Linked DNA regions of Mus musculus: regions 2, 3, 4, 5, 6 and 7 are each linked to region 1. The links are chromatin loops, found by intact Hi-C in ENCODE. Cell type or tissue: heart. All regions are shown on one strand. Region 1 has its middle 3.8 kb from the start of Gm25562. Region 2 has its middle 17 kb from the start of Mir6244. Region 3 has its middle 11 kb from the start of Mir6244. Region 4 has its middle 19 kb from the start of Zc3h12c. Region 5 overlaps Zc3h12c (zinc finger CCCH type containing 12C). Region 6 overlaps Zc3h12c (zinc finger CCCH type containing 12C). Region 7 has its middle 14 kb from the start of Fdx1.

What was found. A loop is a pair of places that touch in the nucleus more often than their neighbours do. Peaks named below come from ENCODE experiments on the same cell type or tissue, not always from the same donor. Only the 100,000 strongest peaks of a DNase experiment are listed, where the experiment ranks them.
Region 2: a loop joins it to region 1, with 12 times the contacts of the local background. A loop is called at or near these places in 10 of 42 quality-filtered maps.
Region 3: it touches region 1 in a loop (4-fold over the local background); 10 of 42 quality-filtered maps call a loop at or near these places.
Region 4: a loop joins it to region 1, with 5 times the contacts of the local background. A loop is called at or near these places in 26 of 42 quality-filtered maps.
Region 5: it touches region 1 in a loop (6-fold over the local background); 25 of 42 quality-filtered maps call a loop at or near these places.
Region 6: a loop joins it to region 1, with 4 times the contacts of the local background. A loop is called at or near these places in 9 of 42 quality-filtered maps.
Region 7: a loop joins it to region 1, with 8 times the contacts of the local background. A loop is called at or near these places in 31 of 42 quality-filtered maps.

What each region holds. Positions count from the first base shown.
Region 1 is chr9:52,285,408-52,289,407 of GRCm38, forward strand. No RefSeq gene overlaps it. Among named protein-coding and RNA genes, the nearest start is that of Gm25562, 3.8 kb to the right of the region's middle. In heart, a CTCF peak has its summit at 2,155 (motif pointing left); no DNase peak of the experiment used is centred here; H3K4me3 peaks cover 486 bases; H3K27ac peaks cover 647 bases.
Region 2 is chr9:52,096,899-52,100,898 of GRCm38, forward strand. No RefSeq gene overlaps it. Among named protein-coding and RNA genes, the nearest start is that of Mir6244, 17 kb to the right of the region's middle. In heart, no CTCF peak of the experiment used is centred here; a DNase peak (open chromatin) is centred at 1,933.
Region 3 is chr9:52,102,767-52,106,766 of GRCm38, forward strand. No RefSeq gene overlaps it. Among named protein-coding and RNA genes, the nearest start is that of Mir6244, 11 kb to the right of the region's middle. In heart, no CTCF peak of the experiment used is centred here; no DNase peak of the experiment used is centred here; H3K27ac peaks cover 473 bases.
Region 4 is chr9:52,166,587-52,170,586 of GRCm38, forward strand. It overlaps a transcript of Zc3h12c not described here. Among named protein-coding and RNA genes, the nearest start is that of Zc3h12c, 19 kb to the left of the region's middle. In heart, CTCF peaks have their summits at 2,299 and 3,874; DNase peaks (open chromatin) are centred at 1,565 and 2,295; H3K4me3 peaks cover 2,317 bases; H3K27ac peaks cover 1,750 bases.
Region 5 is chr9:52,128,933-52,132,932 of GRCm38, forward strand. The region is part of intron 2 of Zc3h12c (zinc finger CCCH type containing 12C); the gene reads right to left. Among named protein-coding and RNA genes, the nearest start is that of Mir6244, 15 kb to the left of the region's middle. In heart, a CTCF peak has its summit at 1,610 (motif pointing right); no DNase peak of the experiment used is centred here.
Region 6 is chr9:52,110,908-52,114,907 of GRCm38, forward strand. Zc3h12c (zinc finger CCCH type containing 12C) reads right to left here. Exons shown (of 6, transcript NM_001368810.1): 6 at 1-4,000. Among named protein-coding and RNA genes, the nearest start is that of Mir6244, 2.7 kb to the right of the region's middle. In heart, no CTCF peak of the experiment used is centred here; no DNase peak of the experiment used is centred here.
Region 7 is chr9:51,975,551-51,979,550 of GRCm38, forward strand. No RefSeq gene overlaps it. Among named protein-coding and RNA genes, the nearest start is that of Fdx1, 14 kb to the left of the region's middle. In heart, no CTCF peak of the experiment used is centred here; a DNase peak (open chromatin) is centred at 2,051.

The DNA.
Region 1 (4,000 bases):
CCAAGCTGACAACCCTTCCCGACACGATGCAGTCAGAGGTGGTACAATTTTCATGTCCTAGAAGGGAGAACTCTTAACCCAGAACTCTTTGTTCAGCAAAACTATGCTTTAGGAATGAGGTGTGTGTGTGTGTGTGTGTGTGTGTGTGTGTGTGTGTGTGTGTGTATGTTTGGGGGGTTGGGATTGTGACGTTTTCAAGAGAAAGATGGTAACAGAATCCGTCAACAGCAGCTCTTGGCACAGACACACCTGTACCGTTCCAATACCCTGGTTGCGCTGGCGTACCCTGGTTTTGCCGGGTACGAGTATTAGAGAATCCGGTAGGCAGAATACAAGGGACCCCAGCATCATTTCTTACAGCTGGATTTGAATCTACAATACACACAAATAAAAAGCTTAAGTAGAAAACGTTTTTAAAAGGCAGCAACAACCCCCCGTTTAGCACCTGAGATCATACCAATTTTTGGCGTAGAGAAGACGTTTAATTTCCTGAATGAATAAGAATTCTAAATGTTGGCCTTTCTGATCGGATGTGAGGGTGTCTTGGGACTCTGAAGCCCAGGAACCTTACAGCTCCGAGGTGGAACAGTGTCCCAGTGGAAAGGCATCCTGAGACATGGGAGCCCAGGAACCAGCCAGCTCTGGGAGGAAGCTGCCTCAGCAGAGACGGTGCAGGCTCCCAGGGGAGGGCATCCCTAACTGAGCTCAGGAGCTCAGGAGCCTCAGCCCTGCTCCTTCCCTTCTTCCTTTCATTGCTTCTTGGCTTCTTCTGATAAGATAGTCACACCAGGCAGCCAATCTCATAAAAAGAGATTGATTGGAGAGTTCAGGGAGAGGAGGGACAAATCCAGGAGTGGCTGGTTATGCTCCTGGGAGGGAACAGATAGCGCAGGGAATTAGACAAAGCACAGCCCTTATTTAGGGGTTCTGGTGGGGGTGGGATCTTTGTGACAGTTATTGACAGGGAGGTCTGGGGGAGGGGCTTGGCTGCTGGATTTCCTCAGCCTTCTCCCCCATTTCCTGCCTTGAAGCTTTACAAAGTTTGCAAAGTTTATAAAGTTTACAAAGGGAGTTCACAGCAGGGAAAGCCTTCCTTGCCTCTTAAGTGACCCGAATAACCAACACTGAACATGGAAATATTTATTTGATATTTATTAAGGATTTTTTTTTGCCGGGTACGAGTATTAGAGAATCCGGTAGGCAGAATACAAGGGACCTCAGCATCATTTCTTACAGCTGGATTTGAATCTACAATACACACAAATATATATATATATATTTTAAATAAATATATCTCTGTATATCCCTGGCTGTCCTGGAACTCACTTTGTAGACCAGGCTGACCTCGAACTCAGAAATCCACCTGCCTCTGCCTCCCAAGTGCTGGGCTTAAAGGCGTGCACCACCACTGCCCCGCAAGGATTTGTTACCTTAAAACTTGCAGCGGAGTGTAGTACTCCTCCTGTCCCTCCTGTCTCATGACCTGTAGATAGCTCGCTTTCTCCCCTTTCCTCTGATTTGGTTTTGTACTTTTATTTGTTCAGGGAGCTTTAGATAACTAAAGAAATCACGTTTTCTTGAAATACCTAAGTGCTCACAGAAACAGAAATTTTTCATTTTATTTTCCAAAAATTTTTCTTATTTTTTTCTTTTCTTTATTTATTGTGGGTGCCAATATGACACGTTTTGTCCAGCTTGACACATTATTGAGATACAAATCTTAGCCAGTACAAAATTTAAGGTACTGGGCTTCCGTGTTTCTGTAAACTAACATCCAATGAATATTTTGGAAATGCATCCCCTCACCCCTTCCCCTTGGAGGAAAGAAGAGGGCCGTACTTCTGACCTGTTTGCAGGAACTACGAGGGAGGATTCAGGTCCCCACTGCTAGAGGTAATCTCTGCAGCCTGGTAGGCGCGACTGTTGTAAATGTATCTCGGAGAGACACATTTCCGCGCACAGAACTCTTTCCAACTTCACAGCTTCAAAGCCAGTAGAGTACACAAAGCAGGCTACGAAGGCAAGATTATTGGGCTGACGATCGATCAATGCTTCTAAGAGAAAAGGTGCAAAACCACACTTTTGTAGTCATAAATACAAGTGTGGGAGCCTGAAGCCATTTCATTACAAATCTGTGGAGCAGTGCCATCTAGTGGTCAGAGTTTGCCTTGCCGAATGAAGAAAAGTTAGAATGAAGAAAGTTAGAAAGAAACAGGGTTTCAGTAAAGTTTTCAGGTAAACTTGGTAACAACATTCATAAGTGTTCATAAGGTGTCTTCAGAACCGAAGGAACAGGTCCACTTCCACGGCTCTTCGAAGGGACCTGGGTAAAGAGCCATTCAGATACCTTGTGGTGGAACGTCTGTTTCTTTACTTTGGCTGTCCCCATCTCCTTTTCCATTCTCTTGATCTTCTGTACTGTAAAGCTCCCTGGTTCTTCTGAGCTCAATGCATCATAGACTCATTAAGAACAGTCTCGAGCTGAGCTTCCATCAAGATGTGCCATCTCCTAGCAACCTGCGTCTTTTCTGCGGGATGAGATATTTCCCACTAGAACTGCATCAGACTCTCTGGATCTCCTAATGTGGAGTTGAAGCCGTTACATTTCCAGCTCTGAGGAGAAGTGAAAGTTGTTTAGGGAAGTTTGCTCAACAGAGTCAGGCTACTCATTTCTGGATTGTTCTGGGTCAGGAAGAGCCAGTAACATTCTGTCCACCAGCCCTCAGCGTCCCATTTCACAACGGCTCCCTCACACCAAACATTTGTCCTTATCTTTAGGTTGTTCTTTTGCTATTTCTCCTTTGCTGGAAAAGTTATGCAGATTACCATCTCTTCAGGGAACTACAGCTCTGACTTTCTGCAATTCTCTCTGTCAGGTAAAGATGTTCCTTAGAGACTGTGGAGCAGTGTGTGGAGAAGGTGAGATAAAAAGGAGTTTCCCTAGCCTGTAGGTAGGGGCGGAGGTAAACCGCAGTTTACAATTCAAATTGCTTTAAGGTGACTTAAAAACAGTCTTTTCCAAAAATATTTTTAGAATTCTATACTATAAAGAATGCATGAAACACCTATGGTTTTGAAAAGAAACGGTATGAAAAGAAAAGAGAAGGAACCACTGTAACAAACCAAGTCTAACCAAAACAACAACAACAACAACAACAACAACAACAACAAAACAAAAACCAAAAAACAAACAAGCCCAGATTGTGGGATGACCTTAGCTGATGTGCTGAGTTCAGTAGAGTTGCCCAGGGGTTACCTGCACAGTGAAGCTTGATTTGAGACACTAAACTTAGAGAAGCTGATTTGGGCCCCTAGTCTTGGAGTTAGTCTCTGAAGAGATGAACCTCAGCTGTGCTGTGTGGATGAGGCGCTGCACATGGTAGCAGCTCTGTGGTGATCTCTAACTACATTACAACTGAGCGACAGAGAGACAAGCATGCCGTAGTCCCCTTGAGAACACACCCTCAATTACCTAAAGCCTCCAGCCAGACCTCTCTTAAAACGTCTACTATTTCCCCATAGTTCCACTCTGAGGATCGAACCTTTAAGACATACGTGTTTGGGGGGGGGGGCATCTAATGTTCACTCTAAAGCAAGACCTGTGCTAAGCCCTTTTACATCGTAACACATCCGATCCTCTTAGCAATCTTGATATCTTCTCCTCTTTCCTACCCTCACTTTACAGATGAAGACGTAGAGGCACAGGGATTATCCAGAGTGTTAATGTTGCCTAACTGGAAGGCAGTCCCACTCAAATCTCAGATTGAAATGAAAGGACTGAAGTTGCGCTCTGGCTGTGTGCTTACGACAAGTCACCCCTGTCATTGCCTAACCCAAGAAATGGGGTGACTACTCTGTGTCCTGTGCTGGGCTATTCATTTACATATGTGCTGAGTGTTAACCACGTGACAGATAGAGACACAACTGTGAGGGTGGATATCTTCTTTCCTTCATAGATCTTGTGTCATACTGAGAAAGGAAGAAAAGATAATGCAAAGAA
Region 2 (4,000 bases), 190 kb before region 1:
CTGCCCTTTGAAGACCTTTGGCATCGACCTAACCAACCTGCCTTCTGAGGGTCGGTCACTGCCAGACATCGGCCTTTACTGAGTAATCCTATTCTTCTCCCGAATCTCCCTGCCCTGATCCGATTGTAGCAGACTCCAGTCCGCTGGTGAGACTTACCCCTGAGCTTTCTGTTTGGCTTATTAAAGTTTTTATTTCCAGCACCATTTAAGTTGGTCTCTCTTCAGTAATTCTCTTCTTGTTTCCTATTTTCATATCCTGGATTAACTTCCAGGTCCCCTCCCCTCTTTCTCCTTCCCTCCCCACCTCCCCCTTCCTTCCTCCCTCCTTCCCTCTTGATGTATGTTCATGTCTTGAGTAACTTGAACACAGCAATAGTCATTCTTTTGAATTCTTTGTATGGTAGTTCTTCCGGGTCATTTTTGTTAGGTGTCATTATTATGGGATCAGAGACTTGGTTGGGAGGCACATCGTCCTGTATTTTCTTATCTTTGCTTCTACACTGCACACCTGGGCCAGTCTGCTGGCAGTTTTCCTCTGCTGTTTCTTTCAGGGGAGGTGATTTCCAATGTCCTGGAGAGGACTAAGTCAGAGTAGGGTTGAAAGCTCCCCTCCCCTCTGGCTGGTGCAGGGTGTCCTGGAGTGACCTGGGCAGCCTTTAAGGAGGGAGGGAGGGGCCTCTTCTCATGCAGGAGCCCTGCATGCTGGGCTCCAGGAGAAAATCCCTGGAAGCTGCAGGTGGGCTTGGGGGAGGAGGCCATGGCTGGCAGCTGCTGTGTGTGGTGTGTCGCTGGCAGTGTGGATGGAGATGGACCCAGGCAGGGGTGCCAGGTCCTTTGCTTGCCACAGGAGGCTTCTGGTTGTCATTGCTGTTTCCTCTTCAGATCTCACTATGATGCTCTAGTAATCAATATGGCGTCATTGGTCAGTACCATCCTGCTTTAACAGGTCTGCATCCCTGACATACGTAGCTTACTTCTCAAGTTTCTTCTCTTCATCCCGATGAGAAATCCCCAGTGGATCCAGCTCCTTGTGTAGATCTTGGAATTATTTTTGTTTGAATGGTTAAAAAGGTTTTGAGGAGAAATGTTTGAATAGATTAGTCTGGGAAGAAATTACATTGGTCCAGTTTTAAAGGCTCCCAGAAACAATGACATCATCTCAATGTATTGGCGTCTTTCCTCATGTGGTTAGGTAAAGTTGCTTAAGTTGTTACAGTGACATATGTCTTTTTTGTTAGGTTTATTATTAATAGTCTTATCTCACAGTCTTTTAAGGGTTGTAACTGAAAGTATTCTGGCTACGGTGGAGGAATGAAACTAGTTTGTGTCCGCTGGCCTTGAGAGCAGTCCCTGCATTCCTGTTGTTTTTAAAAATAATTTGCAAATTCTTTGGGGCATCCTAAATTTTCTGCAATAATGACAGTTTTCAGTCTTTCTTCCCAACACTCATCATTTCCATTCTATGGCTGATTGGATGGCTTTTCCAATTCAGTGCTGACTGCTGTTGGTTTCTATTTCCCTTGAGATCAAGGTTTCTAGCATTATAACACGCTGTGTTCTAGGGTTGGGGACTTGACCCTTTACCAGATTAATGAAAATTCCTTTTATAGGCATATTCATGTTTTTGCTAAGAGGTTTGTCTACAAAAGAGGATTTCAAACCCATCTCATTGTAATTCGTGTGTCTATTGAGATCACTGTCCCAAGAATTTTTGGTTAATCTTCTAAACTAGATGAACATATATCTAATGTGAATGCAAATTTATGTGTTTGAAATAACTCGCTATAATATATGTCCTAGCTCTGGCCAGTGCTCCACAAGTCCCGAGCCACCTGCACTGTGACTCTCCTGCCAGTCTGGTCAGTATGTCCCTCCCTCTTCTCCCCTTCAGAGGAGCGGGTCTTCAATGGGAGTGCGATATAATAGCGCCACCTGCTGGTCAGCTTGGGGATTTCTGCCCTCTTGCTCCAGGCTTCCTTTATTAGCTCTGTCTTCTCCAAGTCTCACCCCTTTCTCTTCACTCCCCGCCCTCCTTTATCTAAACGTTAACATGCACATTAAATCACTCCTTAATCCCTTTGCTTTCCTTCTCCTTTTGCTCCTTCACCCATCTAAGCCTCCTTCAACACTGGTTAATGATGGAGACTGTAGGACTGCCAACCAAAGGAAAAAGTACAACCAACCACATATTTGAAGGGGCATTTGGTACCACTGAGAGTGCCAGCTCTGCTCAGCTAACAGCTGACATCCTCCAAGTGCTTGAAGTCCCTTTAAGATGTCCTCACGTTTCTATTGCTAATCATTTTCTAATTAATCCTGCTCAGTTTAACAAGCTCAAGTAATAAAGACAATTATTAAGCTGTTAGTAACTCTCATTATTTCTATCCTTTTATTACCAGATTTGACAAATTTGGAGTTTCTTCTGTATTTTACTGTAAGGGCTCCGTTTTCATTATGGGTTCAATGACTTGGCTGCAGAACCTCCATCCACTGTAGTTTATAGGGTGATAGCCCCAACAGGTGCCTTTTTGTACACAACCCACTTAGGAGACAGAGACTTCTCTTTCTAATTGCTTAGCTCATCAGTGCAGAAAATGCCACAGAGCACTAGCAGGGGAGCTGGCTGGGGAGTAGGTGTGGCCAGCACAGTAGTTTCTTGGTTGGGTTAACCCTCGCCTTGTTTTTGGTCTGTATCTGAGAATAAGGAATTCGCTTCGGCCAGCACTGGGCTCCGTAGCCAGTGCCAGTGCAGCTGTGAGGACATCTTGTTGCTTCTCTTCACACGCCAGCCTACTATGAAACAGTGATAGTACACTGAGAAGTCTTGCTCATTCAGAGACAGCAACTCGTGTTTCTAAGTAGGCACCACAAAAATCTTTTAGATCCATTAGACTGGTTGTTCCCTCAAGGCCATGAACAGTTCCTAGATCATGGGACATATTGTAAAATAATATAGAAAATCTGGGCTGGAGATGTAGCTCACTTGTTAAGAGTGTTTGGCTAGCTTGCAGGAAGCCCTGGGTTCCATCACCAGCATCACATGGAACCAGGTGGTGGCACACATCCATAGATCCAGCACCTATGAGGTGGATCTTGAAGAACAGAAGTTCAAGGTCACCCTTAACTACACAGTAAGGCAAGGATGCCCACTGTTGAAAGTTCTGATGTGTATGGCTTTAGAGCCATGATGGTTGTAAAACCAATCAGCCTGTGCATGGTTGCTGCGGTTCTTAGAGAACCCTCTAGCACCTGCCTCAGCTGTTCTTACTTCCACGGTCGACTAGGAGAGTTTCAAAGGTGAACTTTAAGAAGAGATAGAAAGGGTATCAGGTTAGCAGCTGAGTCCCGCCAAGCCCCACCCCCAAACCCCCTAGCTTTGAAACCTCTGAGCATGCTGCCCTCGCCCCACCTCGCTTACCCATGTGCCCCTCTGCACTCCAATTTCCTAACCTCTTGATGTCTCTTTCAAAAGGTGGGGACCCAAACTGTATGCACTGTTCCAGATGCGTTCTTGCCAAAGCAGCATAAAGCAGATGTAACGGGATGGCACCTCCCTCCTCATGAGGTAAGCAAAGCTGGCAGCTGCTGCTGGCATGATCCCATGCTCCCAGGAGACATGCACAGATCCTGGAGGGGGGGGACCCCTAGAACCGATGTCTGCTCACCTGCTGACCAGAGCCTTTAGTTGCGGTCAAGCTGAAGGAGCTGAGCCAGCCCGTGCTATAGCGTCCCGTCCTGCGTCATCTTGACCTTCTTGATAGTCCGCGTCCGCCAGGCTCTTCACCAGTCAAGGACACCATCCTCCGATAAATCACTCCGCTGTCAGCTCGAGTTTATGAAAGTGAGATTTTTATCCGTGACTATGGTCAAGTGATTATTGTAAGTGCTATTTTAGCTAGGATGGTCTCTTGTTGTATTTTGGAAGACTCTCTGGATTCGTGAGAAAGGGGTATTAAGAGTGCTCCCTCGCACGGGACACTTCCGATTTCCCAGGGTAAGA
Region 3 (4,000 bases), 180 kb before region 1:
ACCCGTCCTGGTACTATTTAAGTTGAAGTTTCTTCTTTCTCCCTGACTGTCCTGTCCTCTTTCTGTGCAGGTCCCAGGTGGCTGACCCACGGTGGGCTTTAGACTAAGATGGACTGAGACAGCCCTGAGTCTTGAACACACACACACTCTGCTATCTTCATCAACCAGGGCGCTTGCTGATGCTTCTTCCCTCGCCTGTTTGTTATGGGTTTCGCTCTTCCTGCTCCTGCCTTCCTGTACTTCTTCACTGCCTTTCCTAGAGTCAGACCTCAGGAGATGGACCGGGACTTGGGATGTCTGCAGCCCTGTAGTCCTGAGTCAACATCTGCTAAGCTTGGCTTTGAGATACCACTTTCTCGAACATGCTGGCAGGCATAAGCCTCTGGAAAGCCCCTGGGCTGCCCCTCCCCCAACACCTTTTTCTGCATGATTAATTAGCTCATAAGATGGACTATATGGGAAGAATTTTCAAGACTTTACAACTTTCTTTTTTTAAAAAAATGTATGCGACTTAGAGAACAAACTTGGTGGCGTGAACCCCCTTCCATGTGTATTCCTGTGGAATCTGCAGAAATCGATGTGACATACGGCTCCCATCTGGGCTGTTTGTATAATTGTATATACATATAGCAATAAATATATTCTAATGTCATCTGGAGCCTGGGTTTGCAGTTCTCTCTGCACCCCGTGGCAGGCAGTGGCTATAACCCTCGCTAACAGGTCCTCTCGACCACTAGGACCTCCTTGCTTTGTCTCAGTTTCTTGTCTTCTCCAGTTGCACTAAGTGTTATTAAGATGACGCAGGTCAGGGTTTGGAGAAGGGTGAGGAGGGCTCAGGGCAGAGCTGGGATGTGAGGCGGCATTAGTAATTCATGCAGTGGCACCCGGCCTGGCTGAGGGAGGTTTGAATGTACGAGGACTGAAGCATTGGGTGACAGTTTGCAATGTGACTCAGCAGTCTGACATTAGGGTGACTGTTCAGGTAGCTGAGTCACATTGCAAACTGTCACCTTAGGAAAGTGTTGTGCCTGCAAAGAATGTGTCAGGTACTTGCCAGGCACAGAGGTAAACTTTAAAGAGTTTTCATAAAAATACATACAAGCTCTGTCACAATAGATGTTTTTTTCATTGATCAGAGAGGTTTTCAGGGTATGAGAGCTATACAGAGGGCACATGATCAGACAGCCCTTTATCAACAGCACTGTTTATCTACTATCGAGGAGTGTTTATTCACACTGTCCTCTCTTGCACTTAAAGACCTTTGATATCAGCATTTTTTATAACTTAAAAGATAATCATGTGCTTTGCTGTAGTGGTGATAGCTTATCGAATTTCTCAGTAGGCCTCTCCTTGGCCACACACAGAAATTGGCAAACAACTAGATTGGAACATACTGTGGTGAGGGAGGGTTTGGGAGTACTGGGAAGGCCACTTTTTGTGTATATAAATAAATAAATAAATAAATAAGGACCAGAAGCCCGTCGGACTCATTAGGCTGTGAGCTACTGACCACGGCCATGCTGTATCAACGCCACTCTTAATTCCATTTCTTAGCAGACCCTCCAGAGACTCCAGTCTTCTGCTCAAGAGAGAGCCTGCCAGCCACAACCAATGCTGCTTTTCTGGACAGATCCTTCCTGGCTGGGGCTAGTGACTGACACAGGCAGAAGCCACTGGAAACGATATGCTGCGGTAGGGGATGGGTAGTGCTTTGGGAGACTGCCTGGAAGCAGAGGCTGAGGAGGCTTAACGATTTCCTCAGCAGGTGAGAAGCCTGGAGCTGCAGTGTGTGATCTGCTGTAAATTAGTGGGGATCGGGGCTTGAACCTTGAAGCAGTTGCTCCAGCCAGGGACCTTACTCTTCTGCTGTAGACTAGGGTGTTTGAAATGAAGGAATGAACCATATACCTCCATTTCTACACCTAATTTCTGTTTGTAATATGTCTTGGAAAAGGGAAAGAAGTCACCGGCTTTTACTATTAAACAGAAGGTGACTGGACAGCACAGATAGGCCACCGAGGCAGGAGGATTAAGAGTGTTGTGTTCAGTGCTCACCAAGCCCAGCACCCTACACAGAGGCATAACACAGCAGGCCCTCTGCCCACGCTGCTTTTATGACTCTTCTCATATCACTGGACAGATGGACTGGAAGTTGATGGCTCAGAACCCCAAAGCCCACAGTGTTGCCATGGGAGAGAGAGAAGACAACATCTTCCAGGTGCCAACATCCTCACATGCTCCCTGAAGGAACACATGGCTAGGGAGGTTTCCCTCCTCCCCAGAGAACCCGTACATAAGATGAGCACTCTGGCCCTGGCTCAAGATGCATTCTGCATTCCTTCCCGGGAAGATGCAGGCGTTGACTGCAGAGTTTGTGGACAACACTGTTTCTCATGTTTTCTTTTGGGGGAGCTGGCTGTCTGCAGAAAGTCTAGTTTCCCCCACTTGGAGGGGGGGGGTCTGCCTTTTTGGAATTCAGTGGTAGACAGGAGGTTGAGCTACCCCAGCTAGATCTGCATTCTCCAGCAAGGAGCTTCTGCCAGGTGCACTGTAATTCTCACCCCCACCTATGCAATCTCCTGCTTCGTTGCTCTTGTCCTGTGTCTCTCATTTAATGTACATCTGACTCACCTGGAAGGTTTGCTAAGAAACTTGCTGGAATCCTTTCTCGGACTTTGTGGTAGAGCAGACAGACCACAGCCCTGCCTCAAGCATCTCCATTGCTATCACATTCCTGGGTGAGACCAAGGCTCCTTCCCTAGGAACCACACTCGAGACCTAGAAGCACTTGTTTGGAGGGACGAGTTGTATTTATTGTTCTCCTCAGACATTGCAAGAACCAAATGTTCTCCAGGCTGAGTCAGCAGGGTGGCATTTGCTAAACAGGGGCCAGTGAACATTCCTTGGCCAGCATGAGTAATTCTTACAAATCAATATCCTCTTCTGGCCTTGGCTTTGGCCTTGGGGACAAACAAGTGGTTCTGCATTACACTCACTTCAGACTGGGCAGAACACAAGATGAATGGATGCCGGCTGCACGTCTACCCGTAAATGGTGATTTAAGGACAGAATCCCATTTTCTCTCAATAAAGCCATAGACAGAGAGAGCCCAGTGCACAGATAAACAAGCGCATAGCCAGGCTTTTTAGCGAGGGTAGGAGTGAGTTGTATGATCCAGCTTTTCACTGAATTATAAGTCAAACATCCACAGATCAGGGGACAGCATGACACTTCCTCACCATGGGAATGCATCTGACGGATCAGCTGGAGAGGGGACACTGACAGAGGCACTTCCCAGACCCTGAGCTGTCCCTGAAATGGGTCTCATCCCCATAGAGTTCACCTACTTGAGTTCATACAACGAGTTAATCTGCATATACTCTTCATTGCCTGACTTCACTCCACCAACACAAGAATTCCTTCAAATGCCTTTCGCCCCTTTGGCTTTTGTGACAACCGTATCAAGTGTTTCTCCAGCCTTTACCAACCACCAAGGCTGCTAGATGCCAAGCCAGTGAAGCCTTCTAATGTCCCAGCCCAGCATGGCTTCCTAGCCAAGCCTCTGTAGGAATCCTCCATTTTCTCGTCTTCCTGCAGTCTGGTCCACCCCAGTGGAGATGTCTTCCTTACCACCCTTCCCATTTGTATTACACAAAGGCTCCATATGTTGCCTTCAATAGTCTACCTATAGCCTCAGATATCCTCCTTCTTGGGTGCGCTGAGGGTCATGAGTTTCCATTGAGACTGAACATGGAGACTATCTGGTGAGGTCCTGTGCTGGTTAGTTTTGTCAACTTGACACAAGATAATCACCTGAGAGGGAGAAGCCTCAACTGAGAAAATCCCCCCTCATAAGATCTGGCTGTAGTTAAGTCTTTAGGGCATTTTCTTAATTAGTGATTGATGTGGGAGGACCTACCCCATTGTGAGTGCTGTCACTCTAGGGCTCTAAGCTCTGGGTTCTATTAAGTAGGCTGAGAAAGCCATGTGGAGCAAGCCA
Region 4 (4,000 bases), 120 kb before region 1:
GCACCAAAATAGTTCCATTAGACTTTCATGGTTAAATAGAAGTTAAAAAAAATATTGATCTCTTTGTTGTTAATCACCTGATTATGGGATCCAAGTCAGTGCTCAGAACCCTGGCTGCAGTAGGTCCCCAATTCAAGCCCACATAGCAAAGAGAAAAGAAAATGCTCATTTGTTTATAATGTTTCCTCTTTTGTTTTGGAGACAAGGGTGCAACCATTATAGCCCTGACTAACCTAGAACTTGCAATAGACACCAAGCTGGCCTGGAATTCAAGAGATCTGCCTGCTTCTGCCTCCCAAATGTTGGGATAAAGGCATGTTTACTCTTCTTAATGGTCATATACTAGAAGAATTGCAACTTACTATGAAAGTAAAAGCAACTCTTCAAGAAAAATATTCAAATATTTCAAGTCATAAATTCAGATTCAATCAAACAGGTTATTTTTGACATCTTTATGGTGCCATCAAGTGAATAGATTTACATTGCTGATGTGCAAGAACAGAAGGAAATGTCTGAAAAATGCATGGGCTTGGGCTTGGGCTTGGGCCATCTATTCAGAAGTCAGAGACTACCAAGATTTAAGAAACTGTAAGTAAAATCAATTGCTTATACATGTGAGAGACTACATAAACTTAGGTTATGCCCTTGTACCCATGACTTTGTTTGATACATCCTCTTCTCCAGCCCTGGCTGGCCTCACACTTAGGATCCCGTTGCACTAGCCCAGGGCTGGGATCACAGGCATGTGTCCCACTGCTTCTAGCTGTAGTCTTTTTAAATGGGTCTTGGAAAGTCAAAAAAAAAAAAAAAAAAGTGAGGTACGTCTGTCTCCTGGTTTCTGTTTATATTTGAAGTAGAGACGAAAATCTCAATAAGGCAATGAGTGAAGAACTGTACAACTTTCTCAGATTTCTAAATATACAACGCTTAGGCCCAATTATCTCTTCATCTATTCTAAGGCGGTTAAAAAAAAAAATCTGAATCAATAAGCGTCTGATGGAGCTGGAGATACTCCAAGACAGTCCTGCAACCAATAGGAGAACTTTCCCTAAATGTGGATTACGGCTTCATCTCTTTATCACAAAACTGAGAACACAAACCCCCAGTGTTAACGGATACCCAAAGCAGCAGGAGACCCGGAGTAATCAGTGCTTGGAAGCAACCGCTGTTTGTAAGGATTTTCAGGGACAATAAAGGATGATAAAACAGTGTAGGGAGGAAAAGCGGGATTCATTTCTCCAAGTTAAGTAACACCTTGTAGCTCACAGGGAGTTAAAAATGAGCCCAGCTGAAATGGGCGCGGGCTTTGGGCAGGAGGGTGAGGACGGGGATCAGGCGAAGGGTGAAAGGTTGGTTTCCCTAGGACTCGCCAGAGGACGGGCGGAGAGATGGCTAATGAAAGCGAATGGCTGGGGCTGGATAGAGATGCCGGGTGATGCCTCACCCCACGAGCGCGCGAGGGTCCGAGCGGCAGGATCACAGCCGTGGGTCCGTTTCCCTCGGCGGCGCCCGGGCCCGCCTCCATGTTCGCTGGCCCTGGCCCTCGGGCGGGCTGGAGCTACTGGACCGGCGTTCTAGGCCTCCGGGCCCGGCCTCCCCTCGTCGAATTCCCCACGGGGGCTGGCGCCGCCCGCGGGCAGGATGCGCTCGGCTTTCCCGCTCAGTGTTCGGGGCGGCGGGCGCTGCGCCACTCGACCTCGGGGGTCGGAGCCGCCTGGGCCTGGAGTTCCCTGAGCGTGGCCGCTCTGGCTCCGGCTCCGGCGGATCCTGAGCTCCGCTCTCGGGCGCGGCCTCCCCTGCCCCGCGGGCCTCCCGCGCCTCTCGCTCGGGAGCACACCGCACTGAGGGCGGCGAGGAAAGACTAGCGCGGCCATCCCGACCCTCCTCACACCCCGCGGGCCTCCGTGCCACCCACCTGCAATGTCTTCTCCGCAGCCATCACGGCATGCTCTGGAAGCCGGGCCGGCCCCGGGCCCCCTCCGCCAGGCGGCCGCCTCTCGCCTTAGCGCCGGGCCGCCGCGGCCGCCGCTAGGGCTCGGGCCGAGCGGGACGCTCCCCCATGCCGCCGCCTCGCCCGCACGCCCGGCGGACTGCACGCCAGGGCCGCGGCTCTCAGGCGCCCCGGGGCTCCGCCGCCCGCCGCCGCGCTCCTCGCTCTCTGCCTTGCTCGCCCGCTTACCCGCCCGCCCGCCCCAAGCCGCTGCAGCCACTGCGTACCGCGTTCCTCCCCTCCGCTCTCTTGACTTCCTTCGCTGCCACTGGAGCGGAGCTTGGCAAACCAGCACCTGCTGCTGGAGAACGCCGAGAACTGAAACAGGAAACCCTAAGCCAGGGGGGGAAACCCGGGAGGCTTGGGGAGGGGTGAGGGGAGCTGCTGGGACCTGTCGGGCTCTACCCGAGCCTCCTCCCTGCCCGTGCATTCCCCTCCCGGCCCAACCCTAGGTAGGGTCCCTAGTCCTCTCCCCAGCAAGAACTCTGGTCCCACCCTTGACCCTGACGGCGCCTCTTGTGCTGGCCACAACATCTCCACCTTGCACCAGCCCAGATCATGCCCGGGGCAGCCAAAGAAATCCAAGTGTTGCTTTCTAGGGGCATGTTACTTGTTTGTTGACTTATCATTAATACCTTGAAATGGGGGGTGGGGGCAAACAAAACACCACACCCTGCGTAATAAAGACCACTAAAGGAATTTAAACAAATGAAGCTGTAGGGGATTCACCCTTTGGGAAGGGCTTCCTTCAGCTAGGAAACCGGCTTTGCTGGAAATGGCAATCAACGTCGGAATTGAGGTTAAACCCGAGATGAACACAGATCACTTTAGGTTGGGTGCAGGCAGCCCTGTGCACAGAGGTGAACACCTGTGAATAGCCCTGAGCGCTGAGCGTTCCCGTTTCAGAGAAGTGAACAACACCTAGAGCAATCTAGGTCAACTTCTCAGAAACGCTCCCACCTCTTACTCACCTGCTTATGGAAATGTTAAATCAAAGCCTTACTTCTTGCCCTTGCAGGCTGCATCTAATTCTGAAACAGGAGGAACACTATGCCATCCATCATCAGTAGTTTACTTATCTCATGAAATCGTCACCATAGCCAGGTGAGCAAACTATTAGGATCCAGTTTATCGTCAGACTAGCGAAGTTCTCAAAGTTTATACAACTTAGGTTAGAGGAAAGATCCCTATGTGTTTGTCTCAGGGCTGGCCTAAGACGCCTTTGGCTACACGTTTCACCTTTATTAGAATTGTTTCTTGCTTTTCTGAATTGTTTTCAATAGGACGTAGATCATTTAAGCCTGGATCCCTGGCTACTCAATGTTCTAGTATTCATGATGCTTATTGAAGCTCAAACTGTATAGTTTAAGGTTTCTTTCGTTTTACAAAACCGAAACCCGCCTTCATAGCTCCGTGGAGCAGCACATCTATCCCCGTTACATCTGTTTTGCACTTTAAGTATTGAGGAGGTCCCAGCTGAACGCATCCTTCACATGATGCCCATGGACACTCTGAGCCTAAGAAAGCAGAGTGTCTTACTTAGCCTATTCTCTACTTTTGGCAGACTAATTTGGGGGCCTGTTCAATAAAGATTGCAGACAGGAGGTTGGCGTCTGTGGGCCACAGTTTTAGTATCACTTTGGAGACCCCAGGAAGACTAGCAATCTGCTCTCTGCAGCAGGTCAGATTTTTTTTGGCAAGAAGGATAGAATAGAATACTCTGGGAAAGCTGCCCCTGTACACTCCGCCAAACCTACAGATCTCTGGAGCAGGACTAAGAGAGTGGCAGGGACTTAGAAAGAATTTGGCTGGCAGACAACAGTAAGTAGCAGCCTTCTGACATGACTTTAGTGACACCAGGAGGTTTCTCCATTCTTAATGCAGTGCCGGGACAGCCTTCTTATTCTGCAGTTGACTCAGCCAAATCCCAATGAATGTGGATTAAGCATAGCTGAAGATCAGGGGCACTGTGTTATGTACTTTGGAGATAAGATGAATATCAGCTGTAAA
Region 5 (4,000 bases), 160 kb before region 1:
ATTTGACTCCTGATCCTGTAATATTAGAGGGGGACATCTTTTCACGAGCACATGGAAGCTAGATGAACAGTCACTTTCCAGAAGAGGTAACCCAAATGACCAATATACATGAAATGCTCAATAGTAAAAATGTAAATTAAAGTCAAAATGAGACACCACTTCACACCCATCAGATGGGTAAAAATAAAATCTGCAAACACCAGATGTTGCCAAGAATGTGTGAAAATAGGAACCCATACATTACAGGTGGGAATGTAAATTGATGTAACTATTTGGGAGAAGAATTTGGCAATATTATGAAGTTGAAATCGTACTTTCTTTAAAACATACTAACTCTACATCCTGGTACACTAAACCCCTATAGTAACCTAAAGCTGAATATAATGCAGTTAGTCATTGGCTTCTCTCCTCTGACCAGTCTTCTATTTCAAGTAGACATAAGCTAATGCTCCTCCTACCTTTGCAAGGGGTGTAAAAAATAAAAGGCAAGTGGGAGTGTGCAGGTTAAGTCCCTGAGTGTCCAGGATGTTCTGATCCAACCTCCATCTGATCGGGTCAAAAATGAATGTCATCAGTGGAGTGCTGAGATGCAAACAGGACACCTTTACCCCCCTCCATCGTAAGAATTAGGGACCACTGTGGAATATGGGGAAAAAAGATCTAAATAGCTAGAAGGCTAGCAAAACACTGTCTTCTGAACATGCCAGGATTCCTGGGCTCATAGCAGCAGCTCAGCATTTGTCTGCACAGGAGCAAGCCAGTCATCATTCAACAAGGAGGAGTAAAGGGCGCCTGATTCCCACCCTGAGCCCCTACTGATAGCGGATGGCTTCTTGTGGGGAGGAAGAGCCTGTTTTCTTTGAAAGTGTGGCTCTGGTAGGTCAACCGTGCTCCAGTGGATGGTTCCACACTCCTCAGTATCAGAAGCACAAACTGGACTCACTGGGTTCTCAGAAACAAAAGAGAACAAGAAACTGGAAGGGGAAAGAAGATGGGGCTAGGCCTCAGAAGAGGGAGCAGAGGAAGCCCTGAGTGAGGGAATATATGCTGCTGGCATGGGCACAGATGTCAAGGACGCCATAGCTCAGGCTCATGGGAAATGGAGGAAAAGCCTTGCTTGGTGGTGGTGGTGTATCTGAGTGCTGATGCTAACAGTGTGTACAGAAAATGTCTACAATAGCTCCCATATTTACAACCCGAAGACTGATCCCCTACAGAGACTGTCTCCTTGATCCATTGTATACCATAAACTCTGCCTCCTTGTTTATCTAACCCCAGCTTCTTATTCAATTGTATACAATAACCCTGCCTCGCTCTTCAACTCTACAACAAACATGTGCTCTGGGGTAATATACTTTCTCTATCAGAGAGCTCAGGCCACCCAAATCTAGCTTTTATTGTGTCTGTTTTTCTTCAGTCTCTTGTGGCCCCTGGTCAAGTCCATCCCTGGAGTAGTGCTTGATATGGCAAAAATATAATGTATGAAACTATCAAAGAATTAAGAAAAATGCAATGTTAAAGATGAATGGTCACTAAACAGTCCTCAATGCCTTTAGATAGAAGCCTCCATTAGCATCCAAGTCTCAGAACCACCTAGTAACAGATGGCCACCAGGCGGCTCCAAATTGCAGATGGAACTCGGATCGTGAGGAAAAGTGTTGGGAAAAGAACGAAAAGTTTCTATACTGAGAGATGTAGCAAGATATGACAACTCATGTAGAATAGAAAGATCAGCTGAGGGGTTGCTGATGGAGAATGAAATAAGAGTAATTCTGAGAAAACATTACAAAAAACAGGATCTAAAAGTGTACTGTAGCCACAGATACAAACCAACTGCTTGCTGATTACTAAAGCACTACATTTCTAATTCTTCATGCAAAGAAATTTACTATAGCTTTGTAAGCATTAATGAACTCCATGTGTGCATTCAGAGTGTGTTCCCATTCAATTAAAAAAATCTGACACTATATTTATAATTTAAATTTTCTTTATGTATCAATTTCTTTTTATTTTAATACTTCAGTAATAAGTATAGTTGACATTTCTTATGATGCAACCCTTATATCCGGGGAATATTTTGGAAGATTTGTAGTCATCTTGGATTAAGTAGGACCAGGAATAGTTACTAAGAGCACCTCCTCCCCAACTATTTTGTTTTAGTGGGATTGAATTTCCAGGGAAAATTCCAATCCCCCACTGCAAATACTGAGTTTCTATGGAGCAAAATGGGTAAGCTTAAGATCCCATTGGACTCACCACTTAGAGGTTAGTATGAAAAACCCAGATGTCATTCTTATAAACAGAAGGCCCAGTTTATTGTTATGTTTGGAGCTGTATACTTAAGAGAATTCTACTTTGCAGTGGCCAGAGCTCATTTGAAGTAAACAAAGTAATGTATTTACAGAGATTCTTAGATAAACTCCATCCAAAATAAAAATAATTGTATCTCTGTAAATTATGAAATTTCTCAGAGAATAGAAAGGATGATCTAGAGACCGAGTGAAGCAAACAGGAGGTCATTCAGGTTCCTGACCTGCTTGGCTGTTGGCTCTCTTGATTCTACCCCCTTTTCTCTCTGTTTGCCTCCTTATAAGCCCTAAAAAGGTACGGTGGCTAGACAGACATTTGCATTGGCTTTAGAGTGTGTGGATAACTAGCCCTTCAAAAGGAGAGACCTGCAGCCTTATCAGATTACTCTTTCTTTTTTTTAATTGGGTATTTATTTCATTTACATTTCCAATGCAGATTACTCTTATATGAATTCACTTTCTCAAATTGCCCTAAGGTGAACATTCAGAACACATCTAGGAAAGAAGACACGAGGAGGAAGGACTGTGGAGTTTGACGCTGTAAATCATGAGACCGTTCTAGAGATGAAGATGCTGGTTGGCAGGTGGTTTCTCTGGTAACCTGAACAAGAGGACCCAGAAGGAATCAAAACACCAAATAAGTCTACTACCCTGGAGCTCCAGTGACTCAAATGTCCTTTTTCTTTTTGAGACAGAGCATCTCTACTATGTAGCCCTGGCTGTACTGGAACTTACAATGTAGACCAGGATGACCTGGAACTCACAGAGAGGAGCTTGTCTTTGCCTCCTGAGTACTGGGATTAAAGGCGTGCCATCATATAAGGCTCTCAAATATCTTCATGATGATCCAAGACTATCAGGAATATCAGGTACATTAAGAGTTCACACACCTTATGTCCCAGCTGACATTATTCACCTTAAAAGTTAAGTTTCCAGTACTCTGGAAAAACTTGTAAAAACGTACCAAAGTGCTTTGTGGCATATTTTAAGCTTCTAGCTCTATGCATGAAGACGCTGCATGCAGCGACTTTGCCTGACCAGCGGGACAGGAAAGGCAGAGGTGAAGAATAACCCTCTTCATAAGGCTGTGTCATGGTCCCGGGAAGCTATCACCCCAACAGCTCTATCCGCCCCTGTGCTGGCAGCAGCCCTGGAAACTCTTCTGTAGGAGGTGGCCTGGGAGACCCTGCAGTGCTGTTCTATCCTTCCTGGAGCTTTACTAGTGTCCACTGGGAGCTGCCTCAAATGAATGAGGATGGACTTAGGAACGGGTCGAAACAGCCACTTCCTCTTTTCTACTTCTCCTGGACTTTCTGGACACTTCCTGGAAATTCAAACATCAGAGGAGAGGGAAAACATGGAGCACGATAAAGAAGGCAAAGGAACCCAAGCTGCAACCTTGTTTGGTTGGTTAAGTCTGCATAGGGGACGCCGGGAAATGGATGTAGCTCAGTTGGTAGAATACTTGCTTAGTATATATGAAGCCCGGGTTTGATAATCAGCACCCTTAAAAGAACGCCCTAGAAGAAACACGCATCTATTTACACACACAACCAGGGAACAAACCTTTTTCTAGGGCCACTAAAAAGAAGAGACTTTTAATAAAAAGTCAATAGGCCAAGATAGCATGAAGCCAGGACACTGATAAAAGGAAGCCAGGAAAACACAGGGTGTAGCTCAACCCTAAAGCC
Region 6 (4,000 bases), 170 kb before region 1:
CAAAAACCTAACAGAAAAACGTAACTGACAAATGCAATCTTGAAAAACATGTGGCTGAGTTAAAAAAAAAAAAAGGCTGGTTTTTGGCCCACGAGGCCACTGAGAAACAAAAGATAAAGGAGTCCTACTTAAAAATAAGAACTTAAGCAAAATTCCCAGTCCTGATACCTTTCTTTTATAGATTTCTTGGTGGCTAGATAAGTGACATCTCAAATGATGGATGTGCTGAACGTAACAAATGCTTCCCTGTGACTGTTGCACAGCCATCTTCTGAAGGACACCAGTGACTCGTCATACTGCCTCTAGATGGCTGCTGAGATACAGCTATTGTTGATTATATTAACATGCACAAGAATTTACAGCTTAAGATGTCTGGCTTTTTTTCCCTCAAGGACAGGGCTGGGGAATGGCCCACAGGTAAAAACTGGCCTGTTGCTTGTTTCTGTAAATAAAATTTTATTTAAAAGGTCACATTTTCATCTCTATGCTACCTGTGGCTGTCACACTGTAAAGGCAAAGGTGTACAGTAAAGAGACTATCTGATTCTCAGAGAAGCCTGAATTATTGACTACCAGATCCTATAGAGAGAGCATCTAGAACACACGTGTCTTCCTTGTCACAGGTCCCAGGCCTCCTCGAACTCTGGTGTGTGGATGACTCGATCTTCTAGGCTTATTCTGTTCATTGGTGTGGATCCTGAAATTTTCACATCACAGCGGGGTTCACTTTTAATATATTTGGAACATAGTCATTATCTCCAGTCATAATCTGCTTGATGTCAGGCCTTCTCTAAGAATTAGAGATTAATACAATGGAAGAGCCATCTGGCAACAGACAGACAAGAAAACTGTACCTCTTATTTTATCTTGAATAAGGAATAAGGGTATTAAAAGGAGCAAAACCCAAATACATTTTAGAGTAAATCCCAGCAAGTCAGGGAAAGAGGTTTCAGCATTCAAACACAGGCAGACAGACACATCAACACGTGTGTGCACATGTACACACATGTGAGTGCTTGCTCACATACACACAGTCATACTTACATTCATTACAAACTAAAAAATACAACATAAAGTATATTGTTTTATAAATATATTACTGTCTATATACATATAGATACATCCATAAAAGACATGTTAAATAATCATTTGTATAATCAATACTACTTTTGTGTATTTAAAAATTACACATTCTATTAAAATTATCAAAATAATCTTTAAAAATACCAAGAATAAAACCAAGTGTTTCTTTCCATGTAAGAGGTTCTGAATCTTATCATTGGTCAAATAGACCCTAGACTTGGTCATTCACAACTCAAAGACACCGTTCAATCAGGAAAATGTTATCCATTGAAAGACAACCCCCTATTTTTTAATACTTCATAACAAACGTGTATATATAAAACACCCTCTTTAGGTAATTACATATTTTCATAAATGTATTTTCATGAAATCAAAAATTCAAGTTGTCACCAGTGTCAAATATTTTACTGGCGACCATTACTTTCACTGTTTAGGTCAGTGACAAACTCCCATTAGGATAACAAGAAATGTCTATATTACATGCAAGAAAAGAGGAAATTCTGAGGGCCATTTTGGCCAGTTAGGTACTATTCCCTCTGGACTAAGACACAGGGACAACAAACTGCTATTACTGCATAAAGTACAGTTGACTGTCTATTATTCAGGGGCAGAATATTCCAGTCTGAGTCCTTTTTAATCAGCTGACCAATTCTGACTTTTACTATTCATTAGCACACCATTTCAGGTTATTTATTTATTTTAGCTAGTCTCTTAAATAGAAATTAGAGATTGGGAAGAAATATTCTAGCTAAAATTAAGGTTTATGATCAGCTACAAATTTGATAATGGACTCCTTTTACTTATTACCTGAGGTTTTTGTTTTGTTTTGTTTTTTGAGAAACTGATGTAGCTAAAATTTGCCAATCACCTTATTCTTAACGTCTGAAAGCAGCATTGGTGCTTTATCAAAGGGGACAGACAGACTGTCCTCTTGTCATAAGAAAACCTTTTCTTAGCACACAGCCAATGGCACTGAGAAATGTAGGAGTGGGTGGGTCAGAGCTACCCACTCCATGACACACACTGGCAGAGATGAAAAAGAGGGCAACTTCAGCTAAAAATGTAAGAAGGCCAAATTTTAAGTCATATCCTTTTTACCTAAGGTCTCGCTTAAACCATTTTAGTCAAGTGTGCCCATTTCCAAACAATCACAGTGCTAATATGAAGCAAAAGTGACATGTTCATTAACTGACTTCCTAGCCTGGCCTCACAATGTGGCTGGGCAGCCTGGGTATGAGGAACCCCACATTTGCAACCCTGTTCTTGGCATTCACTTAGCCTCCACATTTCAACTTGTCCTTTAGATTATGACTGAGAGAATCAAGGACAGTTTCACAGGTCGGCTGTGTCACTCTCAGACACAGCACTCGGGAGGGCTGGGGTGGCACCACCTGCAGCACTCCGGGAACAGATGTGTGCCACGCTCACTCAAACACAACAGCAGTAACTGTAGAACATCACTTTCCTGAATTAAGTTTGCTGAACATGGTTCAGATTATTGGATATGCTAATATGCACAATGCCGTTTAGAAGCATTTACTGTGTACCCAAATCCTACTCCATGCAACACACAGTGTCACACAAGTAGTGAAAATGTTATCCTAGTCGAAGATGCTTGGACATTATTTTCAGGCAGCATTTTACCTTTATTTTAAGTTAAGTTCACACTAGGTAAGTTTTAGGAAAAAGAAAATGCCAATAAATTTATTTAATATATTTTAATATATAAAACTAAGACAGACACCTTTATTTACCTTAATTGTTACTTTTATTTTCTATCCTATTCTAGACTTCAATTTTCCTTTAAAAATTTTTTTTATTTAAATAAGGGATAAAATGTTGCCCAAAAGTCTAATTATAGTTACACATTTGTGTTTTTAACTAGATCTACAAATCAAAATAGTTCTTATTGTTAAAAAGATACAATTTGTATCAACAGTAAAAGGTACTTTCTGGTTTCCAGGGCTTTGCCTCTCTCAGACTGCAGGAGCATCTAGACCAAGCCTCCAGGCTGACTACAGGAGCAGAGCTAGACTTGTCGCTGCAACAAGTAACGTCAGAGGCAGCCTCTGTCCATCACAGCACTGTCTGCACTGTCTGCCATAGATCCATCTCTGATGCTCAGAAAGGTCGCTACAGCAAGCAAAAGCCATGACGTTGCAACCAGAAATATCCCTTACTAATACTAGAACAGACTTTAGTCTGTATCTAAAACTACACTATTTGTGGCAAGAGTCTGGCCTTAATATTATAGCAGGCTCCCCAAAAAAACTACCTTCAGGAAAATGGAAAATATACAATATCTTACAAAAACTTTAAGTTACCATTTACAAGTCCTCCATTGCCATTTCTCTAGTGCAGTATCAGTAAATGTTGCATATCCTCAACACATCAGACCACCTCAGGCCAGCCTCAGTAAATAGCAGGAAGCTAGAGTGTATTCAATATAAAAGTTGCATTGAGAATACTTGGATTCATTAAAAACAGGCAAGTACTGAGAAAGGGCTATTCATCCAGTACTGTGCCTCCCACAAAAAGACAGATTAAAAATACATGTTAATGGAAATCAAGGACTTCAATCCCACTTCTACTGTCAAAAAGCACATTTTAGCTAGAAAGCAAAGCCCTAACCTGTAATAGTCACAGCTTTTGCCTTATTCATAAAAAAGAAACATTTTTTTTCGATTGATTGCATCTGCTTTCTTTTAAACTGACCATTTAAAATAACTAATTTTCTTAACAGGAAACATCCAAACAAAAATAAAATAATAAAAAGTGCCATACCGGGAATCACTCTAATATGTACTATTTCCATTTTAACATAACTGGAAGCTTAAATTTTTTAAAAATATAAAGTCAGTGCTGTAGTATATCTTTGTTCCTATAAATAATGATTATAGCACAAAGAAGCCCACTTT
Region 7 (4,000 bases), 310 kb before region 1:
GGCAAAAATGACTGGGATATGTGTGTGTGTGTGTGTGTGTGTGTGTGTGTGTGTGTGTGTATTGTATTGTATAGTGATTCCAATGTGTGTGTCTGTTTGTACATCTAAGTACATGTGGGAGAACAAAGGTCAATGTTGGGTACCTTCATCAATTGCTAAGTGCTTTTGAACCTCAGTTTTTGAAACAAGGTCTCCCATTGAACCTGGGACTTGCTGGTTGTCGTTGACTGGCTTGTCAGCAAGCCCCTGGGATTATGTGGCTCCTGAGTGCTGGGATTAATTACACTGCATCCAGATTTTGATGTGTGTGTTGGGAATCCAAATTCAGTTTTGTTTGCTTACTTTTGTTTTGGAGTTTTTCTGTCTTGGTTGGTACTTGATTGGGCTTTTTTTTTTTCCTTGTTAAAAGATTGTTTTTGTTAGAAATTGAGCTCAGGGTCTCCCACATGCACACGCCCTTCCGCTGAGCTAAACATCACCCCAGTGCTCTAGTTGTTCTTAGGCCAAATTAGTGGTCATGGTAGGAGTTCTATTGAGATTTTATTTATTGTATATATGTGAGTATACTGTTGCTGTCTCCATACACACCAGAAGAGGGCATTGGATCCTATTATAGATGATTGTGAGCCACCATGTGGTTGCTGGGAATTGAACTCAGGACCTCTGGAAGAGCAATCAGTGCTCTTAACCACTGAATCATTTCTTCTGCCTAGGAGTTCTATCCTTTACACCACATGTAGTCAATTGATCAGTACTGCAGGCTTTCCTTTGCTATCTTTAGGGATTTTTGCAAATGGCCCCTCACCAGTTAGTCTTTGCTTATCATAAACAGCATCTACTCTCTCTCACTCCCTGCCTCCCTTCCTTGCTTTATCATTACAGCACTCATCAGCCCTTCGCACGCATGCTTCTTTTGTTTCCATGGCAATGCTTCCTACCCTCAGAATTTAGCGATTCTAATACTGTACTCCCAATGTCTAAGTCAGCATTGTGTCATTGTACCTTTCAGTAAGTATTGCCTGGGACTTGAGAGTCTAAGTCAACTGAAACAGACAAAAACTCATTCAAGTGTCTGAGATTCATATATATCCCAGACCAGATTTCCTTACATAAGGTAGAGAAAAAGAGTGTAATTGTATAAATGATGTATCTACCTAGAGGATTTTTCAGAGAGACAAAGTTTGCATATTAAAAACAGCAATCAGGGCCTAAGAGACTGTAGCATTTTCCGAATAAAGCCTAAAAGCTGGGCTGATCTCTAGAAACCACACGAAAGTGGAAGGAAAGACCCAACTCTACAAAGTTGTCCTCTGGCTGCTACATGTGCCGTGACAGTTGTTTCCCTAAGTAATATTGATGATAATGCTAAGAAGAACAAGCAGTTGAGTATCAGTGACACGGGTGTAAGGTGCATCTTCTGAGAGCTCCTCCTAGCCCAGGTAATGAAGTCATGTATCCATGAGGCACAATAATAAGGTCTGGCAATTCTATCTATGAATGAGCAGACAGTTTGGAAGAAGAAACACTACATCTAAGTGCTACATACTACATTTGTATCGTATCACCTCCATCTCCATTAATATGTTGAAATCCTACCTGATCCCACAGATAGGAGGGTCGTCCTCTTTGGAAGATGATTACTACTGGGTCAAGTGGGCAGATGTCCGTGAATTGGATTAGTGTCCAGTGAAAAAGACCCTACAGAGATCCTCTAGTCAACCTTCCTTACCGTAAAATTGTTTTCATTGCTTCTTTATATTTATGAATCATAATATAAATATGTGCACTTTCCAATGGTCTTAAGCAATCCTTATGAAAGGGTCATTCACCCCCTAGGGGTAGAGAGCCACAGATTGAAACCTCTACAAGGTCTTCTACCATGTGACATACCATAAGAAAGTGTCATCTGTGAGACAGCTGGTCCTAACATCACATCACATCTGTTGCTCTCCTAACCCTCTTTGCCAGCCTCTGTAGCTTGGGAGGGAATCTCCCAAGCAGATCCAAGTAAGGACAGTGCTGGCCACTTCCGCCCGCTAGGTGGAGCCCGAGGAAACAGAAAACAGTCTCTGGTAGCTTGCAAAACTGGAGATTCCAAGACCAGCCCTGAAGGGCATGTGCCAGGTCCAGTGGCCTCCTCAGTTGGTTGGAGTCAGGGGAGGGGAAAGAGTCTGAAATGAACTAACAGAGTAAACAGCAGGCACAGCAACTCCAGGTACAAAGAATAACAAACCAGTTTAGTCTGGAGCTGAAGGGCGTGCTTTTGTTTTCACAAAACTTTGAACCTTAGAAATGAGGGGGTCAAAGGTGCATTTGGGACACTCTCTTGATTAGAAGTAAAAGATTAATAGTTATATTAAAATTAAACCTATTGCTGACAGGATAGCTCAGTAGCTCTTGCCACTAAGCTTAGATGTCCTGAGTTCGGTTCTCAGGACACACAGACAGACTCCCTGGGGTTGATCTCTGACTTCCATGCATGCACATCCATACTCTCACACAAACAAGTAAAATAGGTGTGAATTTTTAAAACATAAAGTTTTAGGCTGTAGCTTTAGAACAAGTACATGGAGGAGAGGAGAAAAAAGGTATTAAGGAGGATGTTTGTAATCCCCCCAACTAGCTGCAGCTGGCCAATGACACCTAGGAGTATAGTTCTGCATAATTTGATCATTGTGATAGTTAAAAAGTTAACAAAATGTGTTGAATTATATTTCACAGATATGCCTTTTGACCGCTTTAAAACGTGTCACATATCTCATCATCAGAAAATATCACACAGAGACTTGCCAACAAAAGGAAGGACCCAAGAGGCAGGACAATCTTGGGTTCAAAGGCTGCCTGGGCTACATGGGAAGTCCCGGTCTCAGAAAATAGTAAAAAGGAGAGGAGAGGAGAGGAGAGGGGAGAGGGAGAGGGAGAGGGAGAGGGAGAGGAGAGGAGAGGAGAGGGGAGAGGGAGAGGGAGAGGGAGAGGGAGAGGGCCAGGGAGAGGGAGAGGGAGAGGGAGAGGGAGAGGGAGAGGGAGAGGGAGAGGGAGAGGGAGAGGGGGAGGGGGAGGGGGAGGGGGAGGGAGAGGGAGAGGGAGAGGGGGAGGAGAGGGGGAAGGATGGATGATTATGATGCTTTTAGTGCATATGCAGCTGGGTGAGGAGACACTGAGGTTCCAACATAGCCCCCATCTCCTCTTTTCATCAGCCCAGAGTAAGCTGAATGAAGACGATAAAGACCTTGGGAACTTGATAATATTGGCTCAGCAGCCTAAGGACCTCCATAAGTTGAGGATTGATGTCTTAGTCTATCCAGTCTACTATAACACAATATCTTGGGCCGGGCAATTTACAAGTAATAGAGATTTGTCGCTTACAGTCCCAGGGCTTAGAGATGCCATGGTGAATGCACTAGTAGTCTGGATGTTTCATTGTTGTGGATGGGCCTGGTGCTGTTTGTATTTTGATGCTAATTCTGCTCTCCTGGGAGGGGCTTCAGACAAGGAGTGAGTCACACGTACTCAGATGACTTCTTGTGAACCAATCCCCTAATGAATAAAGGAACCAATCACTGGGTGAGTAGGCGGGACTTCCAGGTTGGACAGAGGAAGAGAGGTAGCAGGAGAGAGCTAGGTACTTTTGGACGGGGATAGTGTGAGGACAGGGATAGCATGAGGACAGGATGTAGCTACTAGTGTCTCCTAGTTTCAATGGCAGATCTGTCAGGATTCTCCACCAGAGGATTTAAATTTAATAAGGTTTACAAGAGTAGGATTCCTTTCTGAACTAAGTTTGTGTTGTGTTTTCCTTCACGCGGAGGTTCATCCAGGTTCAGGAGAGAAAGTTATGGCAGCAAAGTGTGGGTTTGCTGGAGGTACACCACAAAGGCCGTGGGGGGTTTGAAGCACAAGGTTGGCATGGTAGCAAACTGCCAGTGGGAACCTAGCAAACTGGGTGGAGAGATTTTGGAGTTCTGAGTCAGAGTCTCCATGAGAGAAAACAGGTCGGCCA